2 separate regions of the Homo sapiens genome follow, and region 1 is linked to region 2. Evidence: chromatin loops called from intact Hi-C (ENCODE). Cell type or tissue: B cell. All regions are shown on one strand. Links, peaks and the distances in the headings refer to the core of each region. The heading gives the core; the rest is flanking DNA. Region 1 holds the start of CPN2 (carboxypeptidase N subunit 2). Region 2 holds the start of LOC105374283 (a long non-coding RNA gene).

The links. Hi-C counts contacts between places; a loop is a spot of excess contacts. Peaks named below come from ENCODE experiments on the same cell type or tissue, not always from the same donor. Only the 100,000 strongest peaks of a DNase experiment are listed, where the experiment ranks them.
Region 1: a loop joins it to region 2, with 30 times the contacts of the local background. A loop is called at or near these places in 8 of 110 quality-filtered maps.

What each region holds. Positions count from the first base shown.
Region 1 is chr3:194,337,030-194,352,615 of GRCh38, reverse strand. CPN2 (carboxypeptidase N subunit 2) reads left to right here and starts at 1,288. Exons shown (of 2, transcript NM_001080513.4): 1 at 1,288-1,374; 2 at 9,911-12,848. The coding sequence starts at 9,914. The coding sequence ends at 11,551. RefSeq lists enhancers at 963-1,812, 13,511-14,177, 15,103-15,586. In B cell, for the core only: CTCF peaks have their summits at 8,293 and 8,502 (motif pointing right); a DNase peak (open chromatin) is centred at 8,515; H3K27me3 peaks cover 1,712 bases.
Region 2 is chr3:193,772,691-193,788,276 of GRCh38, reverse strand. LOC105374283 (a long non-coding RNA gene) reads right to left here and starts at 1,025. Exons shown (of 4, transcript XR_924839.2): 1 at 883-1,025. RefSeq lists silencers at 6,763-7,057, 7,310-7,369 and an enhancer at 14,733-15,586. In B cell, for the core only: CTCF peaks have their summits at 7,018 and 7,218; a DNase peak (open chromatin) is centred at 7,326; H3K27me3 peaks cover 6,037 bases.

The DNA of each region.
Region 1 (15,586 bases), core at 3,770-11,769, 560 kb before region 2:
CCACTCACACATACACCCACTTACACACACTGCACACCTACACACACGCACTCACCACACACACCCCTACACCCATTCACACATATACCCACTCACACCCCCCACACCCACACGCACGCACTCACCAAACACTCCCCTACACCCACTTACATACCCATTCACACATACACCCACTTACACACGCACTCACCACACACACCGCTACACCCATTCACACATATACCCATTTACACACACACACCCCACACCCACACGCATGCACTCACCAAACACTCCCCTACACCCACTTACACACGCACTCACCACACACACCTTTACACCCACTCACACATACACCCACTTACACACACATCACACATGTGCTCTCACCACACACACTCCTACACTCACATACACACGCCCACTCACATATACACCCTCTTTACATACCACACCCCCACACACGCACTCACCACACACACCCCTACACCCACTCACACATACACCCACACACGCACCCACACACGCACTCACCACACACACACCCTACCCACGCGCGCACACACCCACTCACACATACACCCACTTACACACACAACACACCCCCACACATGCACTCACCACACACCCCCTACAGCCACTCACATTTACACCCACTTACATGCACACCCCCAGATGCACGCACTCAGCACACACACACTCCGTGTGTCTTGCAGCCCTGGTTCCACACCTCCGGAGATGGGAAAATCCCTCCCTTCCAAAGCAGCATCTTTCGTCCTCGGCCAGCCCTGAGTGTGTGAGCGCTCCTCTCCATATTGGGCCCCAATTCATCTCCCTATAGCTTTTCCCCCTTCTAATTCAGGAAGGGTTTAGAAAGTTCATTCATTAAACAAGCAAACAAACACAACAAGACAAAACAACAAATCCACAGCCCTCTTGAAATGCCTCCGGGCGCTGAGAGCCCAGCAGGGGCCTGAGGCTGAAGGCAGGCTCCCAGTCCCTCTGCCTCTGCTCACAGGTATGGGTGTGAGCGTGGACCCCATCCCAGGCCTCACCAACCCAGCCGCCTGCGGGAATCTCTAGAGCTTTCTGAGTGTCCTCGGGGTCCTGAAGGTGCCAACCCTGCAACCTCGGTGGGATTTTGGCCCCGGCAGGGCTCTGTACATGGGAGGAGTTCAGGGTCATTTTGTAATCTTCAGAGGCCTTGCCAAGGCCCTCTCCCGTCCTGTGACCCTGGTGACATTCTGGGACGCTGGGGCCACGTGAGGGGAGGAACCACTGCCTGGAACTTTGATCAGCGCTGGGGCTGGATTGAGCTGACCACAGGCCACACCAGACTCCTCTCTGCTCCTGAGGAAGACAGGGCAGCCCGGCGCCACCCGCTCGGCCCTCACGGTAGGCTCCCGGGGTCGCTGAAGGGCTCCAGGGTCTGCAGGGACGTGGGGGCAGGAACGGGAACTTGCGATCTCCCCCGTTTCAGAGCATTCCGCAGCTCCAGGCAGGCTGCGGTTCTGGGGGGCCCCTGCCCCGGGAGGAGAAGTCCCTGAGGTGCTCAGCTAGGGCGCTGCTGGGAAGAGGCAGGAGGAAGGTGGGGCGGGGGTTTGTGAGATGAAGATCTGCCAGTCCTGGCCTACAAGGCTGGTAGTGAGTAGAGGATAAGCAGGGTGACCAGATGTCCAGGTTGGCCTGGTTCTGCCTAGTTTATACTTGTCATCTTGGCATAATAATAATAAATAGTATTACTAATTACTTATTAATCCTATATTAATACTAAATATTATTAATTATTTATTAATATAATTATTGTTTTTTGAGATGGGGGTCTTGTTATGTTGCTCAGGCTGGTCTTGAACTCCTGGCTTCAAGCGATCCTCCCACTCAGCCTGCTGAGTAGCTGGGATTACAAGCGCATGCCACAGCACCCAGCTCAGGCCCAAGGATGACTAGCTCCTGGTTTCCTTCCCAGAAGCGTGCTGGCTCATATAATAAAGTTTGTGGTGAAATAAACCTGCAGGGGGCCACCTTTTATTGAACATTCAGTATGTGCCAGGCGCTGTGTTAAGGGCTTTCTATTTACTATCTTATTTAGCCTATTTATCATCCAATGGAGTGCTAATTTGAACTCTGAGGGCAGAGGTGATAATTAAGTCTGGAAAACCTGAGGCTTAGAGAGTTGGAGTGATTTGCACAAGCCCACACCGCTAGTAGGTGATGGCGTCAGAATCTGATCCCAGCTGGGGGCACTGGCGGAGCTAAAGTGCTTTCCCCTGCTACTAAGCAGGATGAGAGTAAGGCCTGAGATGCGAAGTCACTGAAAGCCACAAACACATTCCTTCAATTCAGCACACAGGGCCTGACTGCCTTCTCAGTGCCTGGCCCCGAGCCAGGTGCTGGGGTGCAGAGCTGCTTGCAGAGACACCACAGCAAGACTGCAGTACCACGGGCTCAGTCGGGTGGGTGCAACTGACTAGAAAACAGAGCGGAAGAGCCCAAACATTCAACACAGTACAAGAGGGATCCGAGGACCCAAGAAAGGGCCGAGCGCGGTGGCTCACGCCTGTAATCCCAGCACTTTGGGAGGCCGAGGCAGGCGGATCACCTGAGGTCAGGAGTTCGAGACCAGCCTGGCCAACACAGTGAAACCCCATCTCTACTAAAAATACAAAAATTAGCCAGATGTGGTGGCAGGCGCCTGTAATCCCAACTACTCGGGAGGCTGAGGCAGGAGAATCGCTTGAACCCGGGAGGCAGAGGTTGCAGTGAGCAGAGATGGCGTCACTGCACTCCAGCCTGGGAAACAAGAGTGAAACTCTGTCTCAAAAAAAAAAAAAAAAAAAAAAAAAAAAAAAAAAAAAAAAGAAGAGGGTAGTCAGGAAGGCTTCATGGGGGAAGTGTGACTTGCACTGGACTGGGAGGGTGGGTATAAATTGGGAGGGTCGCATAGTGCCCAGTTCACAACGGCCTCTTAGTTCAACCTGTCAGCTGTCTTCTCTTCCAGAAGCTAACACAGAGGATAGACAAGCTCCCTCGGGCCTTTGCAACATCACTGCCAGGAAGGAAAGAGTCAAGTAAGCCCCTACTGTGTGTGTGGAACTGTGCTGTGCATTTTACATGTTTATCTCAATATTTAGAATAAAATAGGTTTCAACCTTACTGCAAAAGTGATATGTTTCTTACTTAAAAATGTGGAACATATATTTTTAAGCAGAAGGAAAAAATTAAAATCATCCACAATTCAATTTTTCAGAGGTAATGACTACAAATTTTTTTCTTTTGAGATGGAGTTTCTCTCTTGTTGCCCAGGCTGGAGTGCAATAGTGCGATCTCGGCTCACTGCAACCTCCGCCTCCCGGGTTCTAGCGATTCTCCTGCCTCAGCCTCCCGAGTAGCTGGGATTACAGGCGCACACCACCACGCCCAGCTAATTTTTGTATTTTTGGTAGAGACGGGGTTTCATCATGTTGGCCAGGCTGGTCTTGAACTCTTGATCTCAGGTGATGCTCCCGCCTCAGCCTCCCAAAGTGCTGGGATTACAGGTGTGAGCCACAGTGCCAGACCCCACCACAAATATTTTGTACATAAGCTTCTATTATGTTTTCTGTGTACAAATACACCTTAAAAATGGAAAAGCAGCATTCTGAGACTTCATATATTTCACTTAAGATATTGCAAACATCTTGTCCATAAATACACATCTATAATAAATTTTCTTTTTGTTTAAAATTTTATCTTTTATTCTATTTTTTTGAGACAAGGTCTCCCCCTTCTCACGCTGGAGTGCAGTAGAGCAATCACCCACTCATTGCAGCCTCGACCTCCCAGTCTCAAGCCGTCCTCCCACCTCAGCCTCTCGAGTAGTTGAGACTACAAGCATGCACCACTATGCTTGGGTAATTTTTATAATTTTTTGAAGAGATGAGATGTTACCATGTTGCCCAGGCTGATTTCAAACTCCTGGCCTCAAGCAATCCTCCTGCCTCTGCCGCCCAAAGTGCTGGGATGACAGGCATGAGCCACTGAACCCAGCCTGTAATATAATTTTAAACATAGCAGAGAGGGTTTCCATTACATCCGAGTAGCATGATTCATGTAACCAATCCCTCATGTTGGACATTTAGGTTGTTTCTATTTTCTTGCTGCGGCCCAATGCCTGTTCTCTCATTTGAGAGTCACAATAGCCCTAACCATGCCGGGACTGAGGTATTATGATGATTATTGTTATCATGGTCGTTCTTGGTTTACAGTCGCAGACTGGGACTCTGAGAGGTGGCTTCACTCCCTGGGACACAACTGGGCAGAGGATGGGGTGGGCTGAACTGGGCAGCGGATGGGGTGGGATGAACTGGGCAGAGGGTGGGGTGGGCTGAACTGGGCAGCGGATGGGGTGGGCTGAACTAGGCAGAGGATGGGGTGGGCTGAACTGGGTGGGGGTGGTGGGCTGAACTGGGCAGCGGGTGGTGTGGGCTGAACTGGGCAGAGGATGGGGTGGGCTGAACTGGGCAGCGGATGGGGTGGGATGAACTGGGCAGTGGGTGGTGTGGGCTGAACTGGGCAGAGGATGGGGTGGGCTGAACTGGGCAGCGGATGGGGTGGGCTGAACTGGGCAGAGGGTGGGGTGGGCTGAACTGGGCAGCGGATGGGGTGGGCTGAACTAGGCAGAGGATGGGGTGGGCTGAACTGGGCGGGGGTGGTGGGCTGAACTGGGCAGCGGGTGGTGTGGGCTGAACTGGGCAGAGGATGGGGTGGGCTGAACTGGGCAGCGGATGGGGTGGGATGAACTGGGCAGTGGGTGGTGTGGGCTGAACTGGGCAGAGGATGGGGTGGGCTGAACTGGGCAGCGGATGGGGTGGGCTGAACTGGGCAGAGGGTGGGGTGGGCTGAACTGGGCAGAGGGTGGGGTGGGCTGGCCAGGGCAGCAGATGGGGTGGGCTGAACTGGGCAGAGGGTGGGGTGGGCTGAACTGGGCAGCGGATGGGGTGGGCTGAACTGGGCAGAGGGTGGGGTGGGCTGGCCAAGGCAGGAGCAGAGGCTAGAACCCAGTGCAAACCTGACCGTCTCAGCCACTGGACTTACGTTGCTGGATTGAGAAGAGAGGGGACCAGGCTTGGGGAGCAGCCAGGGACTCTGGATAAGTCTCAGAAGCCCCTCTTTGTGCTTCCAGCTGAGCTGGAGCCCAAATGGCCAAATCCAGGCCCGTTGGTGAGGCAGACATCCATGGAGCCAGCGTCGGGTGGCAGTCCCTGGGTGTCTGGGGCCAGGGTTCTAGGCCCCATTCTAGGTCCCATCACCCTCTGGAAGAAGTGAGGCTTAGCTCTGTGGTGGATGACAGACTGGCTTGAGGCATGCACAGAAACGTACCCTCCCATAAGCAATGTGAGGAGAGGAAGGAGCTCATTTGCACCCAGCCAAACCTTCCCTATCCCTCAAAAAAAAAAAACCCCATTTAAAAAGCCAGACTTCCTTGGCTTGCCGAAAGTGTGGAACATATTTGTGGGCATTTGATGGTCTTATTCCCAGATGAGGAGCAGAAAACCTCTGGCTGCCACCCCACTGTGGCCCTGGGGGCCAGCCTCCCCAGTTCCCAGGGAGGGGCGCGTCCATCTCCAGAGCTCCCCAGTGACCTGCTTTCTTGAGGCCAGGCTGGGGAAGGGGCCAAGGCCAGAGCTCCCAGTCAGAGCCCTCAGAATCTCTGCTCCCCTAAACCTTCTAGCTCTTTCCCTTGGCTGGAGGAAAGAGCTAGAAGGAGTGCTGTGGAGAGGCGTCTCATTGGCTCACAGTGGGGTGGTTGGATGATCTCATGGGTTTCTCCCTAGCTAACCCATGACTGCTTCAGCACAGAGCTGGGGCTGCACTGCTCGGAAGATCAGGGTCACTAACGTTGCCACGCATTTGCCATGTGCCAGGCCCTGAGCTTAGAGCTTTCCATGCGTTTTCTCATTCCATCCTCATAACATCCTCATCAGGAAGGTAGTAGTGTGCTCATTGTTTGGAAGAGGAGGAAAGCAAAACACAGAGAGGTTAAGCAATGCAGTCAAAGCCACAGAGCTAAGCTGGAGGGGAGTTAGGATTTGAACCCAGGCTGTCTGACTCGTAGCCACTCCCGAGTGAGGTGAGGATGGGGCTCGGGCTGAGAGTGGACCGTCTGGAAATTGTCAGTGTTCTGCGCCCTCACTGTGAGAACCATCCCTGCCTCCCTGCTCCCTGCCCCAGTAGACCCAGGCAAGAGGGGTCTTGCCCTGAACTTTAGAGGGCCCTGTTCTGGCCCTCCTCCCCCAGTGATACCACCCACAAGGGGTGCCAAGGGCACATGTCCGTCTGGAGGCTGTGCCCCCATTTTAAACCATGCTCTGGGTACCCAGGACCCCGGCCTCCGTGGGCTGCCTCCCCGGGTCCATCTTCCCTGCAGAGCCCGGGCTGTCAGGACTGGCCCTGGCCCCTCGCTTCTGTGTTGTGTTCCCTTGGGCCAGTCACTGTAGCTCCGGGAGCCCCAGTCTGCCTGCCCTGGGCACTTCTAGGTTTGCGCTGAGGATCAAGATGTATGTGCGGGAGCTTTGGGAACTGGCAGGTGGGAACTAACCCCTCAGCCAAACCCCCACATCAGGGAGATATCTCTCCCTCTGCCTGCATCTCCCGAGCCTTAGCTGATTTGCCTGTACTAGACTTTCTGTGCCACCAGTGCCATGGCTTTGATTCAAGGCTTGAATCCTAGAGCTCCTTCCTTTGTTGGAAATGTGTAAAGCACATTATTTCCAAAGACAACGGATGAAAAGTTAGAGGCACAGACCCAGGGAAGCCAGGGAGCAGCTCAGCTCGCTCCGCAGAGAGGTATCCTCACCCCAGTGGGCTCGAGCATTCCATGGTGCAACTCCGGCTTTGGCCCTGTTTTCCTGGCGGGAGGGATGAACAAAACCAGGAGATCTGGGCTCCACAAGCCAAGCCCTGCTGTGAAGACCCCGGGACCTTGCCTCACTCTCCCTGGGAGGAGGCCAGCTGGTCTCGGGACCCACAGGCCCCAGCGTTGTCTGGTCCATCACTCCAGGGGAGTACTTTCTGGAAATAGCCTTTGAGAAACAATGACCAATGGGGCTAGCAAGGAAGAGGGACTGGCATAATGATCATATTATGGCATGGTAAAAATAAGAATTTGCCGGGCACAGTGGTGTATGCCTATAGTCCCAGCCACTCTGGAGGCTGAGGCAGGAGGATCACTTACACCCGGGAGATTGAGGCTGCAGTGAGCTATGATCGTGCCACTGCACTCCAGCTTGGATAACACAGTGAAGTTCTGTCTCAAAAAATAATAAAATTAAACAAAACTGCTCCCCTCTTGCTCTCTGGAGGAATCGAGGCAGCTCTGGCAGCCTGGCTGGGGGTCATTTGTTCTGGGTTTGCCCATCCCAGGGGGGTGGCTCTGCCTCCCAAACTGCTCTTCCCAGCCTTGGAGAGCTCCATTCAACAAAACCTGCCTGAGCCCAAAGGAAGTCACTGCTGCTCTGGGCATAGAGAGATGAGTACACAGAAAAGACTGCCATGAAAACCCATCATTTCGGCACCTGTGCTGAGTGTTAGGGTGGAGACATGTACCTCCAGGTCCTTCTTCCTAGGGTCAGGGGTGGCTTCTTTCAGGACCCCTAGGGGTTTTGTGTAGGTGCCTCAGGGGCAGGCCAGGTGCTAGTGGCAGCTGTGTGTGTGTGTGGTGTGTGTTGGGGGACAGTGGCTACCCCATGCCTCTTCAGCCAGGCCCACTGCTTTCTGTTCCTAGTCTCATGCTAACTCTGTAGCTGGGGTCTAGGGACACAGAGCCAGGAGGCACACGTTTGCCTGAGGCTTGTTCCTTCCCCTCACATGTCCTAAGTGGCAGGGACATTTTCCTTTTCCTGGAAGAGGTGATTGCGGGAGTCAGATTCTATTTATTTTATTTTAATTAATTTATTTATTTTTGAGATGGACGTCTCACTCTGTCACCCAGGCTGGAGTGCAGTGGCACGATCTCGGCTTACTGCAACCTCTGCCACCCGGGTTCAAGCGATTCTCCTGCCTCAGCCTCCCGAGTAGCTGGGATTACAGATGTGCACCACCGCACCTGGCTAATTTTTGTAGGTTTTAGTAGAGACAGGTTTCACCATCTTGGCCAGGCTAATCTTGAACTCCTGACCTCAGGATCCACCTGCCTTGGCCTTTCAAAGTGCTGGGATTACAGGCGTGAGCCACTGCGCCTGGCCGCAGGAGTCAGATTCTAATCCCAGGCCAGCGGTTATTACTGGTAGAGATTTTCCTTACCGCCTCCCCAAGCTCACTTAGCTATGCATGCCTTAGAGCAGCCTAAAGGAAGGTGTGCATTTTCTCAGGGAGAAGTTGTCCCTTCTCTAATGATGAGGCAGAACATTCCTGGAAGGACTGAGAGTCACTGAGTGACTGAGCGGGAGAGTCAAGGGGGCTCCCCTAATAAGCACTGAGTCCTAAACCCATGAGTTTAATGGGAGACCTTCAGCCAGAAGCGGAATCTCCAGGTGGAGGAGGCACCAGCAGAGGGCAGCAGAGAGACAGCCAGCGAGGAGCGCTAGGGACCCAGATTCTGCAACTGCAGAACCCGATTCGCGGACCCCTTTTACTGAGAAGAAGTTGATTAAGAAAAATTAGGATTATGTTGTGAAAGAGCTTCTTTCTTTTTTAAATTTTTGGTAAATTCAAGTGTATTCCGTCTAAAGAGCATTTTGTTTTTATTTTTTTATTTTTTGGTGTTCAAATAACCTTTTCTGTAATGAGGTAGCTTGCAACCTTTAACAATGGTTAATGTGGTTGATTAATTACTCACTCTATGCCAGATCCTGATGTAAAACTGTTACCTATATATACTCACTTAATCCCTAACAATTACCCTTATGTGGTAGGGACTATTCTAATCTCCATTGTACAGATAAGGAAACTGAAGCACAGATGGATTAAGCAATAAGCCCAAGGTCACGTAGCTAGAAAGCAATGGACCTCAGATTTGAACTCATGGAATTAGGACCACTGCAAGGCATGTGAATAAGTGCTCTGCATGGGAACAGTGGCGGCCTGGAGGGCACACACCCTCTAACAGGGCAGGGGCCACGATGCCCCAGCTGGTCTTGCTATGTGGCAATGCGGGCCCACTGTCCCCAGATCACTCTGAAACCTAGACCTTTATTGTGACGTTTTCCAATTTTTACATGTTGGCTACTGATTCATATATGAACAATGTCACTGAGAAATAAATAAAACATATTTGTAAGGTGCATCACCAATTTGTGACCTGTGAGTACATGCTAGAAAATCTGTTTTTTAATTTTTTAAAAAACAGTAAAGAAAATCTAAAGAATTTTAGAGAATTTTAAAGAAATCTACTGTTCTGTAGAATCCCCAGGTCTGGGGTCCTTCTGTCCACATGACGTTGGAAATCTCCTCGGGTCTCGCCGTGGAGGAGTGGGCAGAGATGGGCAGAGGTGGGCAGGAGGAGGGCATTTCAGCAGCAGTTTTGAGGAGCCATCTCATCTCTGTGGCTGCACTTCCCCTCCACCAACTGTGCAAAGAGCAGGTGCCAGGATCTCTGCATCATTTGGCTCTGACGTGTGCTGAGATTTGGAAACTCAGGAAGAGTTACGGTCTAGGAGCTTCCAACTCAGGAATCATCTGTCCATATCCTATATGTTATCTTTAAAAATTCCACAATGCCCATGGTCTCCTTTTGTGTCTCTCTTCCATGCCTTTTTGTCTCCTTTCCACTTCTTTCCCCAGTCTGAGAAGAATACAGAAAGCCCCAAAGCCCTGGGTCTTGGTCCTGCCGCATGTTGGAGCTCGCTGTCCAGTGCTCTGGTCACTATGCCCTGGTCACTGTGCCCTGGTCACTGTGCCATGCTGTGTGATGATCAAGTTTCTCTTCCTGTTCTCTCTCCCTCCTCGAATCTAGAAGATGCTCCCTGGAGCCTGGCTGCTCTGGACCTCCCTCCTGCTCCTGGCCAGGCCTGCCCAGCCCTGTCCCATGGGTTGTGACTGCTTCGTCCAGGAGGTGTTCTGCTCAGATGAGGAGCTTGCCACCGTCCCACTGGACATCCCGCCATATACGAAAAACATCATCTTTGTGGAGACCTCGTTCACCACATTGGAAACCAGAGCTTTTGGCAGTAACCCCAACTTGACCAAGGTGGTCTTCCTCAACACTCAGCTCTGCCAGTTTAGGCCGGATGCCTTCGGGGGGCTGCCCAGGCTGGAGGACCTGGAGGTCACAGGCAGTAGCTTCTTGAACCTCAGCACCAACATCTTCTCCAACCTGACCTCGCTGGGCAAGCTCACCCTCAACTTCAACATGCTGGAGGCTCTGCCCGAGGGTCTTTTCCAGCACCTGGCTGCCCTGGAGTCCCTCCACCTGCAGGGGAACCAGCTCCAGGCCCTGCCCAGGAGGCTCTTCCAGCCTCTGACCCATCTGAAGACACTCAACCTGGCCCAGAACCTCCTGGCCCAGCTCCCGGAGGAGCTGTTCCACCCACTCACCAGCCTGCAGACCCTGAAGCTGAGCAACAACGCGCTCTCTGGTCTCCCCCAGGGTGTGTTTGGCAAACTGGGCAGCCTGCAGGAGCTCTTCCTGGACAGCAACAACATCTCGGAGCTGCCCCCTCAGGTGTTCTCCCAGCTCTTCTGCCTAGAGAGGCTGTGGCTGCAACGCAACGCCATCACGCACCTGCCGCTCTCCATCTTTGCCTCCCTGGGTAATCTGACCTTTCTGAGCTTGCAGTGGAACATGCTTCGGGTCCTGCCTGCCGGCCTCTTTGCCCACACCCCGTGCCTGGTTGGCCTGTCTCTGACCCATAACCAGCTGGAGACTGTCGCTGAGGGCACCTTTGCCCACCTGTCCAACCTGCGTTCCCTCATGCTCTCATACAATGCCATTACCCACCTCCCAGCTGGCATCTTCAGAGACCTGGAGGAGTTGGTCAAACTCTACCTGGGCAGCAACAACCTTACGGCGCTGCACCCAGCCCTCTTCCAGAACCTGTCCAAGCTGGAGCTGCTCAGCCTCTCCAAGAACCAGCTGACCACACTTCCGGAGGGCATCTTCGACACCAACTACAACCTGTTCAACCTGGCCCTGCACGGTAACCCCTGGCAGTGCGACTGCCACCTGGCCTACCTCTTCAACTGGCTGCAGCAGTACACCGATCGGCTCCTGAACATCCAGACCTACTGCGCTGGCCCTGCCTACCTCAAAGGCCAGGTGGTGCCCGCCTTGAATGAGAAGCAGCTGGTGTGTCCCGTCACCCGGGACCACTTGGGCTTCCAGGTCACGTGGCCGGACGAAAGCAAGGCAGGGGGCAGCTGGGATCTGGCTGTGCAGGAAAGGGCAGCCCGGAGCCAGTGCACCTACAGCAACCCCGAGGGCACCGTGGTGCTCGCCTGTGACCAGGCCCAGTGTCGCTGGCTGAACGTCCAGCTCTCTCCTCAGCAGGGCTCCCTGGGACTGCAGTACAATGCTAGTCAGGAGTGGGACCTGAGGTCGAGCTGCGGTTCTCTGCGGCTCACCGTGTCTATCGAGGCTCGGGCAGCAGGGCCCTAGTAGCAGCGCATACAGGAGCTGGGGAAGGGGGCCTCTGGGGCCTGACCAGGCGACAGGTAGGGGCGGAGGGGAGCTGAGTCTCCGAAGCCTTGGCTTTTCACATGCAAGGGACAGGGTTACATCCCCAAGGTGAGGGGGTGGAGTCTGGTCTGCTCCACTAACCAGGGTCTCCTCCTCCTCTTCCTTCATCGCTTCTCCTGGAGTGTGCGGCCTAACAAGGCCATCCTTATGCCTTGCAAAGCACCCTCAAAAGCTGCACCACAGCCTGGAGAATAAAATATCCTCAGCCCTGATGCCTCCCCATTATGTAACACCCAACCGCTCTCACCTACACCCTGAGGTCTATTCACTGCATCCCAGTGATACAAAGTGGAGGCCACTGCCTTCTGACATCTGGCTCAAAAGCCCAGTGTCTGTTTCCATTTATTTCCCTGGAATTTCATTTAAAATTGGTATAGAGAAAAAAAGGATGTGACAGAAGCAGAGATGACCAGAAAGCACAGGGGCAGGGTTCTGACTGGCGTGTGGGAGACCCTGTGGCCGGCACCCACCTCCACACGAGGACTAAGCTCTGATTTTTTTATCTTGCCCAAATTCCTACCTAAGGGGTCTAGGGAGTCGCGCCTTACAAATCATAAATTCTCATCAGATGGGTTTTATTTGACCCTGTATATCATGACTTATTTTTAATCTGACTATGGCATAACATTACAAGACGAGGCAAAAATATTTAACCCCCAAATATATTTCCTTGCCCTACCTTGAACTTGCCCTGCAGAGTCTCTTGTGAGGAGAATCCACATCCTATAAAGAAGCCCCTTTCCCCTTTGTTTTCCTTCCTTTCTTTCCAGTCCAGGAGATCATCAACTAAGAGCCAGGCACCCCTTTTAAGTCGATAAGAAACAGTTTACAACCTGCTCTCTCTCTCTCTGAAGTCTGCTGAGAGCTTCCCCTGCACAATAAAACTTGGCCTCCACGATCCTTTATCTTAACCTGAACATTCCTTTCCATTGATCCCAGGTCTTCAGCTAAGCTCAACCAATTGTCAACCAGAAAATGTTTAAATTTACCTACAGCCTGGAAGCACCCACCCCCGCTGCTTCGAGTTGTCCTGCCTTTCTGAACTCAACCAATGTATTTCTTAAATGTATTTGATTGATGCCTCATTCCTCCCTAAAATGTATAAAACCAAGCTGTACCTCGACCACCTTGGGCACATGTTCCCAGGCCCTCCTGAGGTCTGTGTCACGGGCCATGGCCACTCATATTTGGCTCAGAATAAATCTCTTCAAATATTTTACAGAGTTCGACTCTTTTCATCAGCACTCACAGCAATATATGCTTTCGGGAAAATTATAGTTATGCTTTGATGTGCTTACATATGCTGAATGTCAAGGATCATTTCCTTTCAATCAATAAAATGATAAATGTTGTCATATGCTGTCAGCCCATCCACATGTAGTCACAGCTGAGTTCAGTCTTCACAGACAAGGCCCCTGCATAAGAAAAACTTAAAACAAAGGCAATGCATTCCTCTGCTTGCCTTCTGAGGGCGCCCTGCCCTGCAAGGGAGTAGCTTTCAATCAAATTCTTTTCACTGCACTCAGCGACTCGCCTTGAACTCCTTCCCGCGTGAGATCCGAGAACCCTCTTTCGGGGTCTGGACTGAGACCCTTTTCTGGTCACACCACCAACACCCGGCTAATTGAATCAGGATCTCAGAAAACGGGGCCCAGGCACCGGCGTTTTGATTTTTGTTACTACCGGTTTTTAAAAGCCTCCCCAAGCGACTGAAGGGTTCAGCCAGCATTGAGAGGCAATCTCCTTCTTACACAGAGGAGGAAACTGGGGCCCACAGAGGAGCTGTGATTTGCCAAAGGCTGAAGAATGTGAAGAAAAGAGGTGTGGGTGCCGGGTGCGGTGGCTCACGCCTGTAATCCTAGCACTTTGGGAGGCTGAGGCGGGCAGATCACGAGGTCAGGAGTTTGAGACCAGCCTAGCCAACACGGTGAAACCCCGTTTCTACTAAAAATACAAAAAAAAATTAGCTGGGTGTGGTGGCACGTGCCTGTAATCCCAGCTACTCAGGAGGCTGAGGCAGGAGAACTGCTTGTCCCGGGACCTGGGAGGTAGAGGTTGTGGTGAGCTGATATCACACCATTACACTCCAGCCTGGGCAACAAGAGCGAAACTCTGTCTCAAAAAAAAAAAAAAAGAAAGAAAGAAAGAAAGAAAAGAGGTGTGGGAGCCGCGTGTGCTGAGTTCTAGTCCAGAACCCATGGAAAACGTTACTGCTGGGCCAGACCAGACACATCACCAGGAGACGGGGCACGAGGTGCCCCGGGGAGCAGGGCACACTGGGAGCTGCTTCTTCACTGATCTCTCCTTGGCCTGAGCTGGCTGTTGGCCATGCTCTTTCCCCAACATCATTTGGCAGAGAGAAATTCTGATGTTGTAATTTAATGCAGGGTTATGTTTTGAGGGGGAAATTTAATTGAGAGAAATGTCTGCTGGATTTTCCTATCCCTTTATCCCTGCCAGCGGACAGGACGTGTCTGTGGCTCAGACAGGCATTCAGGCGATGGGGATTTCCGAAGCTCCTGCTATGTGCTAGACATGGGGTCGTTTTCCCAGAGAGTGGCAACACATCCAGGCTGGAGCCAGCAGCCCAAGGCCAAGATCCCCAATCTCGGAAGGGTCTGGGCAAGGTTATTCTTAAACCAAATGAATTTGGGTGTCTGTTGCTTTGGTGAATCTGTGAATCAGCTTCCATCACCTTAGAATGTAATTGATTTGAGCCTCAGGAAGCCTGTTTCTTTTTTCTTTTTTCTTTTTTTTAAGTAGCCCCACAAGCCAAGCTCAGTGGTGTACGCCTATAGTCCCAGCTACTCAGGAGGCTGGGGTGGGAGGATCACTAGAGGCCAGGAGTTCAAGGCTAGCCTGGCCAACATAGTGAGACCCCGTCTCTAAAAAATAAATAAGAAATAAAATGCCCCACAGGAAATGAGGAAGACATTGTGTTTCCTAGTCTAATGCGGGCATGTCACACCTTCCTTCCCCCATACCTGCCCCCGCCCTTGGTTCCTGGCCTCACTGTCTTTCAGCCACCCAGGAGAGAAACCCGAGACTCAGCCCAGGCTCCCCCTCTCACATCTCCCAACACCACCCGCTTGACTCCCCCACCAAACCCTTCCTTAGACTTAGACCTGCTGGCTTGTTCTCAGGGGGCTATGCCAGTGGCACCTGGAGGTTCCCCGATGCCCTCACCCTGACCCACACTTGGCATGATGTCTTTGTAATTTTTGCAGGCCTATCAGTGTAGAATGACACCTACGCTGTTTTCGCTGGCATTTCTGTGATTCACACTCAGGTCTTTCAGGTTCTCTGTGTACGTGCGGCTCAGTTGCTAAACTTTTTTTTCTTTGGAGACGGAGCCTCGCTCTGTCACCCGGCCGGAGTGCTGTGGCGCGATCCCGGCTCACTGCAACCTCCGCCTCCTGGGTTCAAGCGATTCTCCTGCCTCAGCCTCCCGAGTAGCTGGGACTACAGGCACGCACCATCACGCCCAGCTAATTTTTGTATTTTAGTAGAGACAGGGTTTCACCATGTCGGCCAGGATGGTCTTGATCTCTTGACCTTGTGATCCACCTGCCTCGGCCTCCCAAAGTGCTGGCATCACAGGCGTGAGCCACCTTGCCTGGCCTGCTGAAACTTTTTGATTCTCTTCCCTTGGCATCCCTTGCCCTCTAGGCTCTCATCTCAAACCAGGCAACAGCTCTCACTGTTCCCTGCCTCTTGCTCTCATAAGATTTCGCTGGGCCAGCTGCCTGAAGCGCTGGCAGAAGCATGTCCCTCTTCTGCAAGACCTTCAATAACTGCCTGGGGCCTCCTTCATCAACATGCACCCTCCTCACTCTGCCCCAGGGCCCTGCAGAATCAGCTCATCTGGGCTTCCAGCCTTATCTCTTCCTCCTCGTCGCCCCTCTACAGCCCTGACCCCTCGCCCTTGCCCTTCCCCATTCCTTAGCTCAGGCT
Region 2 (15,586 bases), core at 2,554-10,553:
AGTGTCCGTGAAGCCACCTTCTCCCCAGCAACACAGGGCTTCGTCTGCTGCAGAGCCTCCGACTTTAGAGGCAGGTGACACAAATGGGCCCCTAATTTGTGATGAATTTCTTCTCTTTTGAGCCTGTTGTTGTTTTAAGGCTCAGACTAAAACCAGTTAACCAATAGCCCCAGCAGGCTGGGATTTGAACACCTCACAGAGGGTCACCAAATAGCAAATACTTCTAGTCCTGCACTTGCCCCGCCAGCCCCTGCCAGGCCCCTCGCCCCACTAACCCCTGCCACTGATGCTTGCACATCTCCAGTGACTGGGAGCTCTTTTCTCTCCAAGTCCATCTGGATCAGTTAGGAATTCTGTTTAGCTGGTAGTAAGAGTCCTAATTGGAGTGACTTTGCCAAATTGGGAGTTTATTTGCCCATCTAAAAGACATCTGTAGATAGGCTGCAGCCTACAAAATGATCAATCATTACCAGAGCACAAGCCTCGCATCAGCCCTGTAACCTCATGGGCTACTGCAGAGTCCCCTGCAGAGGACTACGGGGAACGCCAAAGGCCAATGCAGCGCTCTGCCCACCAAGTCGGGCCCCTTGAAGACCCACGTCATGACTTGTGCTTGCGTCTCGTTGGCCATCCTTGCTGCAAGGAGGGCTGGAAATGTAGCCTCATCACCACTCCAGATAAAACTGGAATCCGATACTAAGGAAGAAAGGGGGAATGGACACTGGTCAGCAAGGAACAGGCTCTGCCACACCGCCCGTGTGCCTTGAGAGAAGTACCGAATGGGGTGGCAGCTGTGTAGTTGCCTCTTCCGGATGCTAACCTCCCTCTGTCTGCAGAGCAGGCGTGGACCTCTTGTGTGCTGCCTCACCTGGGTGTGCTCACCTCATCCAAGAGAACTCCTTGCCTCCTCACACAGGACCAGAGCCTTGCCAAGTTGGTTGGGAGAGATAGTATCTGCCAGATCACTCTCGACTGCAGATGATGCCAGGGAGTAAAACCTCCAACTTCCCCAGAGCCAGGCCTCTCTGGTGCTTTCCTGAGAGAGAACCACGCCGGCTCACCTACAATGACCCAAGCCCAACTCCAACACGCTCCCCAACCCCCACCTCCCCACCCACCTCCAGCGCTCTCCGCCAGGTCTAGAACCAGTGGATATCTCTTGCCAGCAGCCTCTGGCAGCTTTCTCCTAGTCTCCCCGCCCCGTGGGGGAGATCCTCATTCCACGTTTTAATACACACTCACTCCACAGACAGTTCATTGCTTTCTCTCCATTTGTTCTGCTGGGAGCCAAAGCCACTCACCAGTTCAAAGGAAAAAAAAAACTTTTCAATGTTTAAATTTGATATTTAAAATTGTAGATGTAAAACACAGACAAAACTGACTTGGTGTTCTTAGTTTGGCCCAGCTAACACCACAGCTAACTTCTTTTCCTTCCTTCCTTCCTTCCTTCCTTCCTTCCTTCCTTCCTTCCTTCCTTTCTTTCTTCTTTCTTTCTTTCTTTCTTTTTCTTTCTTTCTTTCTTTCTTCTTTCTTTCTTTCTCTCTCTCTTTCTCCTTCTCTCTCTCTTTCTTTCCTTCCTTCCTTCCTTCCTTCCTTCCTTCCTTCCTTCCTTTCTTTCTTTCTTTCCTTCTAGATGGAACCTCACTCTGTCACCCAGGCTGGAGTGCAGTGGCGCAATCTCGGCTCACTGCGACCTCCGCCTCCCAGGTTCAAGCGATTCTCCTGCCTCAGCCTCCCAAGTAGCTGGGATTACAGGCATGTGCCACCATGCCCAGCTAATTTTTGTATTTTTAGTAGAGACAGGGTTTCACCATGTTGGCCAGGGTGGTCTCGATTTCTTGACCTCATGATCTGCCCGCCTCAGGCTCCCAAAGTGCTGGGATTACAGGATTTTTTTTTTTTTTTTGAAATGAAGTCTTGTTCTCTTACCAAGGCTGGAATGCAGTGGCACAATCATAGCTACTGCAGCCTCAACTTCCTGAGCTCAAGTGATCCTCCCATCTTAGCCTCCTGAGTAGCTGGGATGACAGGCACATGCCCAGCTAACTTATTTTACTATTTGTAGATATGGCGTCTCCATATGTTTCCCAGGCTGGTCTTGAACTCTTTCAAGAGACCTTCCCATAACAGCTAACTATTAATATTTAATCAGCTGGCCTCTGGTTTTCTGGTCTCAGATGTCCCAGGTCCACCAGGCTTAGAAGGGAGGCCATTTCTTCCATCAGGCTTGGAAGGGAGGCGGTTAGTTCCCAGGCTCTGCAGCATTTGGCGAATGTCCTTGGACTGCTGCATGGTCACTTTCCTATGAAGAAAACTGAGGCACAGAAAGGCTCTCTACGACAGTTGTCCCTTACCCTGGGCCAAGATATTCAGGGTAGAAGAAGGGCCCAGGTGAAGGGAAGAGAAAGCTGGGGGCAACACAGTGGGCTCCATTTGGGGAACCATTTTCTTTTTCTTTTCTTTTTTTTTAGACGGAGTCTCGCTCTGTCTCCGGGCTGGAGTGCAGTGGTGCAATCTCAGCTCACTGCAACCTCCGACTCCTGGGTTCAAGTGATTCTCCTGCCTCAGCCTCCCGAGTAGCTGGGATTACAGGCATGCGCCACCACACCCAGCTAATTTTTGTATTTTTAGTAGAGATGGGGTTTCACCATGTTGGCCAGGATGGTCTCGATCGCCTGACCTCGTGATCCACCCACCTCGTCCTCCCAAAGTGCTGGGATTACAGGCGTGAGCCACCGCGCCCGGCCTGGGGAACCATTTTCTAAATCTCCCAGGCATGCGTCAGGTCTTACTGTGTCTCCATCTGCACTTTTTCACTTCAACGGCCATCTACATTATTCAATAACTGCACCAATTGTTCGTTATACGAAACTGCATTCTCTTTACAGAGCATCATTTCAAGCAGGCTTCAGTTTTTGCCACGCTTGTTTGACGGGGTCTAAATGTGCCTATTCTTCCTTCCTGTCACTTTCATCCATTCAGTTCTCTCATGAGACTGAACATGTTTGAAGAGAGAGACCCTTAACTATACAATCAGACTAGGATTTCCCTTTAAGATGGAGTTTCCAGGAATGAACTCTGCTTAAAAGCAGAGACCACCTCTTTGGGAATGTGAGGGAGAGAAATAATCAGCTTCAATTTGTGAAGAACCATTTATCATGAATGCTCTGAAACCATGTCTGTTTTAGATCTTTTCTCCAGCATAATTCAGTGATTGCACATATATCATCGAAGCTTCCTAGACTCCTGGGCTCAGCAGATGGCCCCCCAGAGGCCAGCTTTTCCATTTCTCATAGTATACTTAGGCAAAGACAGAGTGTCATTTTAGCACTTTCCTAGTTGGTATTTTTAAAAATATATTTTTGTACTGTTTAATGCTAGGTATTTAATACCTGGGAGTACTTAAAACCCTAATGGCAAGTTGAATTATCACTGCTTTGCAGCCATGGAAGCTAAAAGAAAGCTTAGAAAAAAATGATTTGGTGCATGTGTCATCTTCAGTTCAAGGTGGAAGGAGAAACCTGAGTCCTTTGACCGTATCATATTGACAGCGTGACTTCTTCCTAGCGCATCTGAGTATATTGAAGTTATTATTTAGAAAACTCAGCCAAGTCTCTCTGTTCTCAGATGCTCAACTCTAATGCCTCCAAAGCACAAAATCAGAGTAGCTCAAATAGGGCAGCAGCTTAGTTTGGATAAATCATGTCAGTCCCTGGATGATTACTGTCCTTATAAAGTAGGGGTCACACCCCCCAAAGAGCAGTGCAAAATCTCTTGGAAAATGTACATGGGAGATGCAAAAAAGAATGCATCTGCAGTCATCTCTTTATATCTATGTGGAGATTATCTGTTTAACAAGCATTAAATGAGAGGTTCATCTCTTTTTTTTTTTTTTTTTTTTGACAGAGTCTCATTCTACAGTCCAGGAATGCAGTGGTGTGATCACAGCTTGCTGCAACCTCTACCTCCTGGGCCAAAGTTGTCCTCCCATCTCAATCTCCTGAGTAGCTGGGACTGCAAGCACACAGTACTAGGTCTGTTTTTTTGTTTTTTTGTTTCTTTGTAGAGATAAGGTCTCACTGTATTGCCCAGGCTTGTCTTGAACCCCCGGGTTCAAGCTCTCTGTGTGTCTCAGCCTCCCAAAGTGCTGGTATTACAGGTGTGAGCCACCATGCCCAGCCTGCATTGTGTTTTGTCTTGGGTTCACAGTGTAGGGTTCACATTCGGACCACTGGTGCAGAAGAGGGTAAATTTAAACCCCTTCAAGTCACAAACTTGCAGGTATACGTGCTAAGTGAATAAAAGGAGGGAGTTCAAGTGGCTCACAACTATAATCCCAGCACTTCGGGAAGCCGAGGTGAAAGATCGCTTAAGGCCAGGAATTCAAGATAGCCTGGGCAACATCTCAAGATCCAATCTCTACAAAAAATCTAAAAAACTTTTTAAAGGTGAGGGCAGTGGTAAACAGTATAATACACTGATTTTGTATTTAAAAAGGAAAAAGGAATAGGGATACACATATACCTACTTATTTGCATTGTATCCATGATGACTACATCTGAAGGAATGCACCAGAAGCTGGAAACATTGTTCCTAGAAGTGGAAGATGGGTGATGGGAGGAAGGAGTAGGAGGGAGGATTTCTACTTTATATCGTTGGTACCATTTTAAACTTTAAACCATGAGAACGTATTACCTATTCACCAAAGAATCAATACAATTTGATGTAAAACATCATGCAACCTGTTCCATGGCAGGGTCAGTGGCTCCAGGTCCTGGGAGTAGGAGAGCAGTAGGTTGGAAAGGGTTGTTTTAGAACCTGTCTCAGCCAGCCTGGCTGAGAGTTGTGACATCCTTTGACCTCAGACTGTGCTCCTCCTGCTACCCAGAGTGTGGCCAGGAGTCACAAGCTCATGTTATTTCTTCAAGCAAATGATGATGTACATCGGTTGCTGGCTGGCATATCGTGCTTTCCCAGCAAAGCAACAAGAATGCTTATGTCCCTGTCTGGGATCTCACTGAAGAGGGTTGCAGACCAAACAGAGGGAACCCCAGAAGCTGGTCATGATGGGCTGGGAAAGTATGTGCTGTAAGGGAGGTCTGAAGCCGGGAGACCAGAGGGCTCGAGGAGCCAGGAGCCGTGTTTCCAGCCATCTGAAGGGAAACCAGAAGACAGGCTAGATGAGAGCTGGGTGGACCTGTGTCCTGGGCAACCTGCAGACTTCCCAGAGCCCCTTTCCTCATCCGCAACATGGGACAGTAATATCCACAGCAAAGGTCTCTCTGGAGTTTTCTGGTTTACGACTTAATGCATGCAAGATGTCTAGCACTTACTAGGCACCCTGCAGAGGTTTCTGAGTCCCATCCCCACCCCTAATCATTCCTGTCAAACCACTAAATTTGTTCAGAGTGGCCCCAGTGTGTGAAAGCTGCAGGAAAAGAGACTTGGGCTCCTATTAGAAAAGACTTTCCTATAGACAGAACCATTCAAAGGTGGAGCAATTCTGTTCTGATGGGCATTTTTCAGGTAACAGTGCTTTATTGGAAGAAACTCAAGGCTCTTTTTTCTGGGTCTCTAAACTCATGACAAACGAAGTAGGATCAAAGACCCCTGGGCCCCATCTCAGACATGGCCCTTCGTGGCCCCTTCCACCTCACTCGCCTCTCCATTCCTGTCCCTCCTCCAGCCAGCCTGTGCAGCTCCCAGAAAGGCTCAATTAAGAAGGCATTTCCAGACCTCGCTGCGGCTGGCACCACCACATTTTTTGCATTCTCTGCCTCTGCGGCTCCTGGAGGCATGAGGTGTGTATCTGCCTGTGTGTGTGTCTCTTATCTACCTCAGGAGAAAAGGACACGAGTCTTGTGACTCAGCCTAAGAGCAATTTCCTCCTTTGACTTCACATTTCCAATTGGAGGGACCCTGGGTTCCAGCGATAACCGTGAGAGTGTCTTCTTAGAGCGAATGTCCTTAATTGTGCTCTGACTTTCCAGGGCTTCTGAGCAGGTGCTGTTGGGAGTCCTTGAGAACTCCAGAATAAGTGAGGTCTGATCCATGCTCCAAACGCAACTACAGTCAAATAGAGGGGATACACACTTATGTTCGGTGTAACTCTCACACCAAACGAACCATGACAAATGCCACAGGGAGCTAAGTGCCATAAAGAATGATTGTAAATGTTAGATATAATAATGGCAAGTGGTTATGTTAAAGGGAAAGCAGTCCTTCTCAGTCAGAGATGCATGCAGATGTCTAGGTTGTTTTAAAATACTCTAGGGAAAGCCAGGCCCGGTGGCTCATGCCTGTAATCCCAGCACTTTGAAAGTCCAAAGCAGGCGGATCACCTGAGGTCAGGAGTTCGAGACCAGCCTGGCAAACATGGAGAAACCCTGTCTCTACTAAAAATACAAAAATTAACTAGGCAGGGTGGCGGGAGCCTGTAATCCCAGCTACTCAGGAGGCTGAGACAGGAGAATCACTTGAATCTGGGAGGTGGAGGTTGCTGTGAGCCAAGTTCACACCACTGTACTCCAGCCTGGGCGGCAGAGCAAGACTCTATCTCAAAATAAATAAATAAATAAGTAACGCTAGGGAAAAACATCTTAAGTGTTTTGGGGTGAGATGATATGATGTCTGGGGTTTGATTTAAAACATTCCAGAAAAAAGGTTGGAGAATAGATGAACAATTTGGCAAAACATTGATAATTGTCATTATTAAAGCTGGGCGTGGGTATAAGAGAGTTTGTTATATCATATTCTCTATTTTTGTATATGCTTGGAAAATTCCAGAATAAAAAGTTAAAAGGAAATGAATGGTTAATGCTGACAGGAGGTGTGTGGGTCAGGGACAGCTTCACACAGTAGGTGAGGTTGAAACTGGGCTTAGAAGATGAGTCAGAGATTGGAAGTGGGAGGGATAGACATGATTTGGAAGCTCTTGTTGGCTTTATTTTTTGTCTGTAAATCCTTCTGTTCTCCTGGGTTTTCATAGCAGTGAAAGCATTTCCCCCTCCAGGGTGTGACCTGCCCTTGTTTCAGACACCCCTTTGGATGGGGCCTCTCAGTGAGGCCTTCTTTGGCTGGCAGAGCTGGAGCTGTCGTGGCCCTGACCAGGTCTGCAGCCCCCACCCCGCTTCCTTCCTCCTCTCTCCCCCTCCATGCCCCGTCTGGGGAAAATTATCCCAGCTCCAAGTAGTAAATTTAAGGCCTTGGCAGCCCTCCCACAGATGACTCCCAAATTATCCCATTCCAAGGGTGGGAGTGGGGAGGCCAGAAGTTCAGGCCCGAGGCATTCACCCAGTCGTTTGAGAGCTCCGGGCGCCATCTGCTGACGGCACCCGGAGCTCCAGCTTGGAATGAAGGCAGGGGGTGTGCTGGAATTCACCAACTCCAGAACAAGGCCGGTCTCAGATCTCTGAGAATGAAGGGGATGCACTGTTTGACAGACACCAGGCAGAAAAGGCGAAGAAAGAGGACGTGTGTGCGTGTGCCTATGTGTGTGCCCGAGTCTGCGTTTGTGGATTTATGCATTTTATGCATGGCGACTGGCTGCTGGGCTGGGGGTGTTTTGGAGGGTGTGTTGGGATGGTCTGCATGCTTCTGTCATTGTTCCTTAGGGTGAGTATGTGGGCCGTCTCCAGAGTAAAAAGACAGTAAATAAGAGGTAATCAGACCCAGCTGTATCCCTCCGAGGGAAGTCTCCAGATGTCCTCCCATCGTTAATCCTCAGCCCAAACATGGGTGATAGGTGACTCGGTTGATTGCATTTTCAGCTGGGGAAAATGAGGCATGTGGCATAACCAGAGCCCTTAGTGAGAAGACTGGCTTCACCACAAGCATCAAATAACCTGGAGGCAAAGACCCTGGAGGTCATTGAGTTCAACCTTCTTACTTTGCAGAGAAGGAAGCATGAGTTCAATGAAGGGGAAAGCAAAAGAGATCCTATTAGATTATCCTTCAAGTCCTTCTCAGCCATGAGTTCTGATGGGCAATTCCGCAACTCACCAAGCCCAATATTTGTGCCAGGAGGGTCCTGGGCAGCTGCTCTCCTGCCTTGCCCCATCTCTGCTTTACCTCTTCTCTATTTTCTCTCCTGAAAGAATTTCCTGGCCCATAAATCCTGAGAGATTTATTATTTCCTGAGGCATCCCTTAGTTGGAAAATGTAGCTTTACAGTCGCCGACTCAGGACCACACTGGGGTCCCAGCTGTTAGCGTGGGAGCACAATTTCTCCTGCATGGTAGTGGGGAGGACGCCAGCCTTCCACCCATCGCAGAGGGGCCACCAACATCACTAGTTACATTTCCTGGCTTCTAACTAAAGCTGCTGAAACACCAGCTCAGAAGTTTCTCTCAGCAAGTTGTAAGAGCAGCCACAAAGTCTAAGAAGAACCAAAGAGCTTGGTTTCTCTCCTCGCCAGCTGGAAGCAGGGGACCTGGGATCTTCCTGTCATCACGATTATTTCTTCTCTCTAAAATGACTGCTTCTGACTCTAGTCTTTTCCCCTCCAATGTGAAAAAAAAAAAATTCCTAAAGCACAGCTCACCTCAAAATCCTGCAGGCAACACCTCCTTTTTTCATATAGGATAAGTCCAGATACTTTTATGGGTTCTTCAAGCACCTCAAACCATGACCCCACATCCCTCCAACACCTTCTCTTCATATTTTCCTATGTGCACTGAGTTCCGGCCACACTGGCCCCTTACCTGTTTCTAGTTCCACCCCCAAGGCCGTTCTGCATCTGCATTGACCATACTGTCACTCACAGCTCCCTCAACCTCAAATGCTCCTTTCTCTGTCTCTAAATGTTGAGATCCCATTTCCCAAAGACCTATCTCAAATGCCATCCTTTCCTGGAAGCCTTTAGGGACCTCCTCCCTCCAAACTAAACAATCCCTGTTGAGTCTGCTGGTGTTGTATTCGGCTTGTACCTTTTCACATTCTTCTAGGCTGCCTTATTTTACAGCTCCTTCTTCCCATTGACTATTCCCCCACTCAGATTCTGAGACCCTGGAGTGCAGCGGCAGTGTCTACAGCATCTTCCTCTTTCCTTTCATCACCCTCCTTCCTCCCAAAGATCCAGCAGTGAGGACAGTTCCCAGCAATGAGGACATTCTCAGGGGATAGTGGTAGAATTGAATTTCCAAGTAATTTATAAGCGATATTCACGTAATCTAATATTTTGACTTTTCCAATCTCTGCTCTCCTCCCTTAGGGCAAATTAACCCAGAAGAGTACTTCAGAGAACACAGACAAACTGCCGTGCAGTGAAGAGAATGTGGCAGGAAGCCCTGGTATTCTAGAAGAAGCTCTGCCCACTCCAGACAGGATCCGCACGCCTAGTGCCATGTCTATCTCCAAGGAGATCACATTCTAGAGCCAAGGACCGCCACTGAGAAGAAAGTAACGTGAGCCGTCAGAATGCATACCTGGAGCGCTCCAGGAAGGAAATCTCAGCCCCGGCATCCTCCATGGTCACACGGAGAGGGCGGGTGTCCTTGTAGCTTTGGCCCTGAGATGGGAGCTAGAGCTGGACACAGGGTTCTAGTCCTGGCTTTGCTGTAAACAGCTCCCAGACCTGGAGCAAGTGCCTTACCTGTCTGTGTAATGTGGGAGCTGATGTGGATCATCTTTAAGCCCTCTGCAAGATGGACACGCTGGGATCATAATAAGGACACATGCCAGTCAGGCCAGGTTCTTCATTTGAAAACCTTTATACATTTTTTTCTCTTCAGCCTTAATAAAATTAACTCACCTAGCATTGTATATATGTCAAGCAGTTTTGATCATCCAAATTTTTTATTGTTGGCTGACCTCTAGCCAACAATTCATTTATTTTCTGACCTTTTAAGATGTTTCGTAGCTGCCATTTCATGTATCTGAAAAATGAGATGTGAAAAGAATACACATATTTAAGAACAAAATTTTGTTTCTTTTAAATAATTTTAATATTTTTTTCTAAGAATGATACACATTCATTTTAAGTAAATTTCCAAGAATGATACACACTTGTATTTTTTCTAAGAATGATACACCTTCATTTTCTGTATTGGAAATACAGAAAATTATAAAAAAGACAAATATCTCCTAAAACCCTACTACCTAAAGATAGATATTAACAGTTTGGTGTAGATCCCCTCAGATCTCTTTCTAGGCATATTTTTTGGATATATTTTTGCAAAACTATTATCCTGTGTGAAGTCTTGTTTAAAAGCCCTGGATTTTTGCAAAACAAAATATTACGAATGTCTTTCCATGACTATACTATTCTATGGTGTTATTTTTAATGGTTTCATAGGATTGTGTCATATAGATATACTATATTTTATTTAACCAGTCTTTTGTAATCTCATAAATACCTTATTTTCATGTGTACATCTAATTATCTTCTTGGGTTATGTTCCTAAAAATAGATTTGCCCAAAGCGATAGACTTTCTCTTTCACGCAGTCTGCCCCTGGCATTCTCAGCACGTTGAATGATGGAATGTCAAAACCGGAAGGGACCTTAGACATGAGATTTACAGATTGTTTAACAGATGGGAGAGCAGAGGTCCGAAAGGGCAAGTGCCTTTCCGCAGTTCCCAAGGGAGTTGGCGGCAGAGTCAGAGCAGAGTCCCTGCTCCCTGCCCAGCAAACTTCTCCACAATTCTCTGCCTCCGTTAAAACACAGGGTGCTGGACTGCATCAACTTGAAGCATCCTTTGCAGGGTTTTAAACGTACCTGCAGCAAACCTGGGCATTTACTGAGCTGGCTTCTATTCCAGGTAAATATCTAGGCTAAATGCCTGTGCTGAATATGACCTGAATCAGCTAGGACACCAACAGTTCACTATCCCAACCAACAGAAATCCCCTCCTAGGGTTAAGATTTCATTTTTTGATTTGAGGGGTAGGACTGAGATGCTGAAAAGTAGTTGCACAGACTGGGCCTTCTGTAAGATGAGGACTGGTGTGAAGTGGCTTGAAGCCTTTGGGATTTAAATGTTCTCATTAAAAGGAGAGACAGGTCTGATGTTTGAATCCCCCAGGGTGGGTAGGGCAAGCCCCCACCTTGGCTATGGCCTCTCAGACACCAGAGCCAAATAATGCATTCTGTGCTAGGTAAGTTCCCTACAGCTCCAGAGAAACCTTCCATGGGGAATGGGGGGTGGGGCTGGGGAGGCCCTGTTTATGCTAACGAGGCACTAAATTAATGCATTACATGCCTCATTTAGCACGACTGTGCAAAATCTAAAAGTACTAATAAATTTTCCTTCTGGGGTCAAGAATCATAAAAGGATAGATGATCAAGCATTAATTAGCAGGGAAATTAAAGCTTGACGGTTTCTGTTCTATCCCTGTCTTCTCTCAAACGGCACAATTTGTTCTAAATGCCTTTTTGAAAAGTAGTCGTTCTCAGAAAAAAAAAAAATGTGACATCAGCCAGGGGAAGGGCTTCCTGTCCTCTGCGGCTGTCAGGGTGAGAGGATTTGCATAGAGGTGACTTTTCTAGAAGATCCGCACTGGGGTATCAAATGAGAAGAATCTTGCCTTCTTTTATTGACATTTTTTTCTAATAGCTTACACTAGCCATAACTTGTAGAAAAGGACATTCAACCACTGCAGAGTCTCAATGACATCTGAATTTTGCCAGATGCTGCAAAACAGAGACCACTGAAATCTTTGTCTTCATCTATAGTCTTCCGTTTGAATTTGCCAGTGACTACTGAGGACAAATCTCTATAAACACTCATTGCTCCTTCTCCCCGCCTTTTTTTTAAGGATATGTATTTATGTATTACAGAAAATTGGTTGCGAGTTTTAACACAGTTCTTAACTGCAAGTCTAAAACCTGCTGGAGACCAGTCTGCTAGTTCCCATCCCTCAGTGTGCCTGCTGGGTATAAAGTGGGATACTTGGTTAAGAAACAAAGTGGTGAGGATCATAAAACTACCTATTAGGTACTACGCTTAGTACCTGGATGCGAAACAACAGGTACTATGCTTAGTGCCTGGATACAAAACAACAGGTACTATGCTTAGTACCTGGATGCAAAACAATTTGTACAGCAAACCCCTGAGACACACAAGTTACCTACATAACAAACCTGCACATATATCCCTAAACCTGAAATAAATTTTTTTTAAGTGGTGTGCTGAACAACACTATAAATGTAACTTTCTAGAATAATAAGTCTCCCTCCTCTCTTCCCCAGGCCTGGGCTCTGGCGGGAGGGGGAGGGGAAGGTGAGTGTCTCCAGAGACTGAGGAAGGGCTGCCCCTGAGACTTCCCATCAACCCTGGATCCTCCCAGGCATCTGCCAATAAACGTAAACAAAAGCCCAGTGGAAGGCTCAGCTCCTTTGAATCCTCACGTGTTTCGGTCATGGCTTTGGAGGTATAAATACACCCAGATGTTTTAAACTTCTCCCCTGTTGTATCTAATCACCAGAACAACTGGGGCTCTTGCGCCCCTCCTCCCTCTCCTGCGGGGAAATGCAGAGAGCCTAATTAAAAGGGCTTTCCTTTGTTTCCCTAATAGCTCTCAGCCTTGGGGAGCCCAGAGCATTTGGTCAGCAAGAGAGACTCTAACATTTAAGGCCCCACATGTGAGAATGCCTGCACCAGTACGTTCAGATGCAGATTAACCCCCATAGGGAGCTGAGGGGCTAGAATCTGAGATGCATCGAGACCATAGTTATGGGGGAGCATCACCTTGCATGACTCTGCAGTGAGCCAGGGAGTGGCAGTTGGAGGATGGACCCTTCCGAGGTCAAAGGCCAGTTTTCTAACAGCAGTGACAGGAGCGGCTGCTGGCTGCTAATTCATTATAAATAGTCCCATTCTCTCCTTTCCAAGGGGCTTGACACGAGCATCCTCCTCTGGCCTCTTCTCTCCAACCTTCAGCCACCACCCAGTTCTGGCCCTGCGATAGCTTGAATTAGTCTCTGTCCCTTCAATCTCCATTGCTCATTGGAATCAATCACTGTAAGCCCAATGCATTCTCCACATTACGGCACAGCTGCTCTTCCCAAGACACAGACCTTGTCATTCCCTCGCTTGAAATCCTTTCCCAGTTCTTTCTTGACTCTAGAATAAAGCTGCAAACCTGCAACCTTCTAGGCTTAGCTTCACCTTTCCCCCTGTGCTCCTGCTGGATGTCTCGCTTTTCCTGAGCACGATTTGCCTTGTTCTTGCTGTGCCTTCCATTTGCAAAGCACCTCCCACAGTCGGGCCAGGAGAAATCCAACCCTCCCTTCAAAACCAAATCATGGACATCTCTGTGGTTCATCCTTCCTGGACCTCTGTAGGCAGAGTCGGTCCCGATTCCCCATGTCCCATTCTGTTGAAATGATCTCTGTATGTATTTTTCCTCCAGACTGGGAGCCCTATGCAAAGAAGTGGTCTGTCTTTTCCATTCTCATGCCTCCTCTCCCGGACACAGTGTCATTACCCCTGTAAGTATTGTACAGGATAGCAGTGACATCATATTTTCTAATTTAACAGGAATTTTCTGGGCCGCTGAAGGCAACCCTTAACGTCAGACATTAGACCTGTTTCCCAGAGTACTGCTAGTTAAATGTTAACCTGCAGTGTCCACCAGGCCATCCATGAGGGACCCTCCGCTCTAGCTTGGTGCCTAGCAGGGCATGAGATCCCTTAAGCCCAGACGGCTGCTGGGGCATACACCTCCCTCCTCTCAGCATTCCCTTCCAGTCAGAGGATATTTGCAGAACAGGCCAAAACTGAGCATTTTGAGTAGGGCCAAGGAACACCCTAGCTCAGAATGGATGTGGACAGAAAAACATACTGCCTGGACCCCATCTCAAGCCAGTGAATCACCATCTCTGGGATGGGGCCCAGGCCTGAGTGTTTGCAAGCTTCCAATGTACAGACAAAATTGAAAATCACTACTTTAGTCCAAAATAGGGGGACCCTTGCAACCCACTTGTGAACTCTCAAGAACATAAACAAAGCAGCCTCTCCTGAAGAGTTCTGCGAAATGCCACCCTTTCCCCACTATTCGAAGGAGTCAAACAGAGTGGGTTTAGGTGGTTTCATTATCCAAAATGGGCTGACTCCTTGGTCATAAAGTGGCAGACAGAGAAATGCAGAGGGGAAACACTGGGGCTACTCAAAACCACACAGGACCTGGGATCAAAGGACTGGGGTGCAAACTCACCCCAGCCACTTACTGACTTTTTGGCCAAATCTGAGTGTTGTTTTCCTTATCTATGAAATCCATTTAGCAATAGTTCCTACCACAATTTATGTGGTGAAGATTGGATGAGAGCTGTGAGGGCATTCTGTAAATGATAAAGCTGTTAACTGTTGTTATTTTTGGTGCTATTATTAAACATTTCTTAGTGGATGGGAAATAGGGCCCCTGCCTTACTCATTTCTGCATGCTTCATGCTGGACATCTGTGCCTGGCTCATGTCCTACATAGAGTGTGGATTGAGTATATGAATGAATAAATGAAGTAATGAAGTTAGGAGTGAGTGAATGAATGAAAGGATGAATGAACACTGAAGTTCCATGTCCAAAATCCACATGCCACAGTTCCCAAAGGAAAAAAAAAATGCTTATCCCCTGCCTTCCTGCTAAGCCTTCAGCAGACACGACCCACACATGGGGTAACTTGACAGAGAAGCAGACATCTGGGGGCCAGAACCACTGTTACAAAAACCACCCTGGAGCTAATCTCGAGGCTCAGGAAATGTCCATAACTTTGCAATTTCTGCTTTTGTCCTCATAAGCCTCCCTTCTACGATGCTGCTAACACCAGGCAGGGGCTGGCCACGGCCAAATGGACAAGAACAGGGGTCGGAGCAAGGAGCATGGGGAAAGTGGAGCCCCATCCACTCTACCCTCGTGCCCAGAAGTGAGAAAGCAGTCCTACCTCCCACAGCACCGGCCCATGGGCAGAGGCCACCAAATAGAGTTGGGGCAGAGCTGCTGGAGTCTGGGAAAAAGACCCAGATTCAAGTCCAGGGGCCACTGCTTCTCTTCTGTGCGGTCTTGGGTAAGTCACTCAATCTTTTTGTAAAAAGGGGCTAACAACTCCTTTATCACAGAGCTGAGAAGAGTACAGAAAATACTTTTGGAAACTCCTAGCACAATGCTTGGCTTTAAATAGTCCCTTGTTCATTTTTTCAACAAAATTGGTTTATTATGACTTACCAAGTCCCCGACACTATTTCAGGACACAGGGCATTCAATAAATCCTTCCCCCCTTGTGTCTTTTCTTCCTCCCTTTCTTTTTCTCAGAGTAGGAAGAGAACGTGGTATCATTTGGTTTAAACGTAAAGGTGTGAATCAGTGTAACTGTGACTGTTGTTTATAAGAGAGCTTCTCCCCCATGATGTGAGACAGAAAAGATGCAGAGAAGATGTACAAATACACACTTAATACCACGGACAGAAAAGCACGCCTATCTTTCAGACAATTTCTCTCAACAGGCTGGAAAAGGGCAAATTATATCAAAACCTCTGATTGGAGAGGCCAGCACTTCCCCAGAAGAGAGGGGGCCAGATGTGTCCAGACAGTCTAGGAGGGCTGGGGGAATTTGAGGTGCTCCTCCCTGCTCCCGGTTATCTCCCATTTCCTTT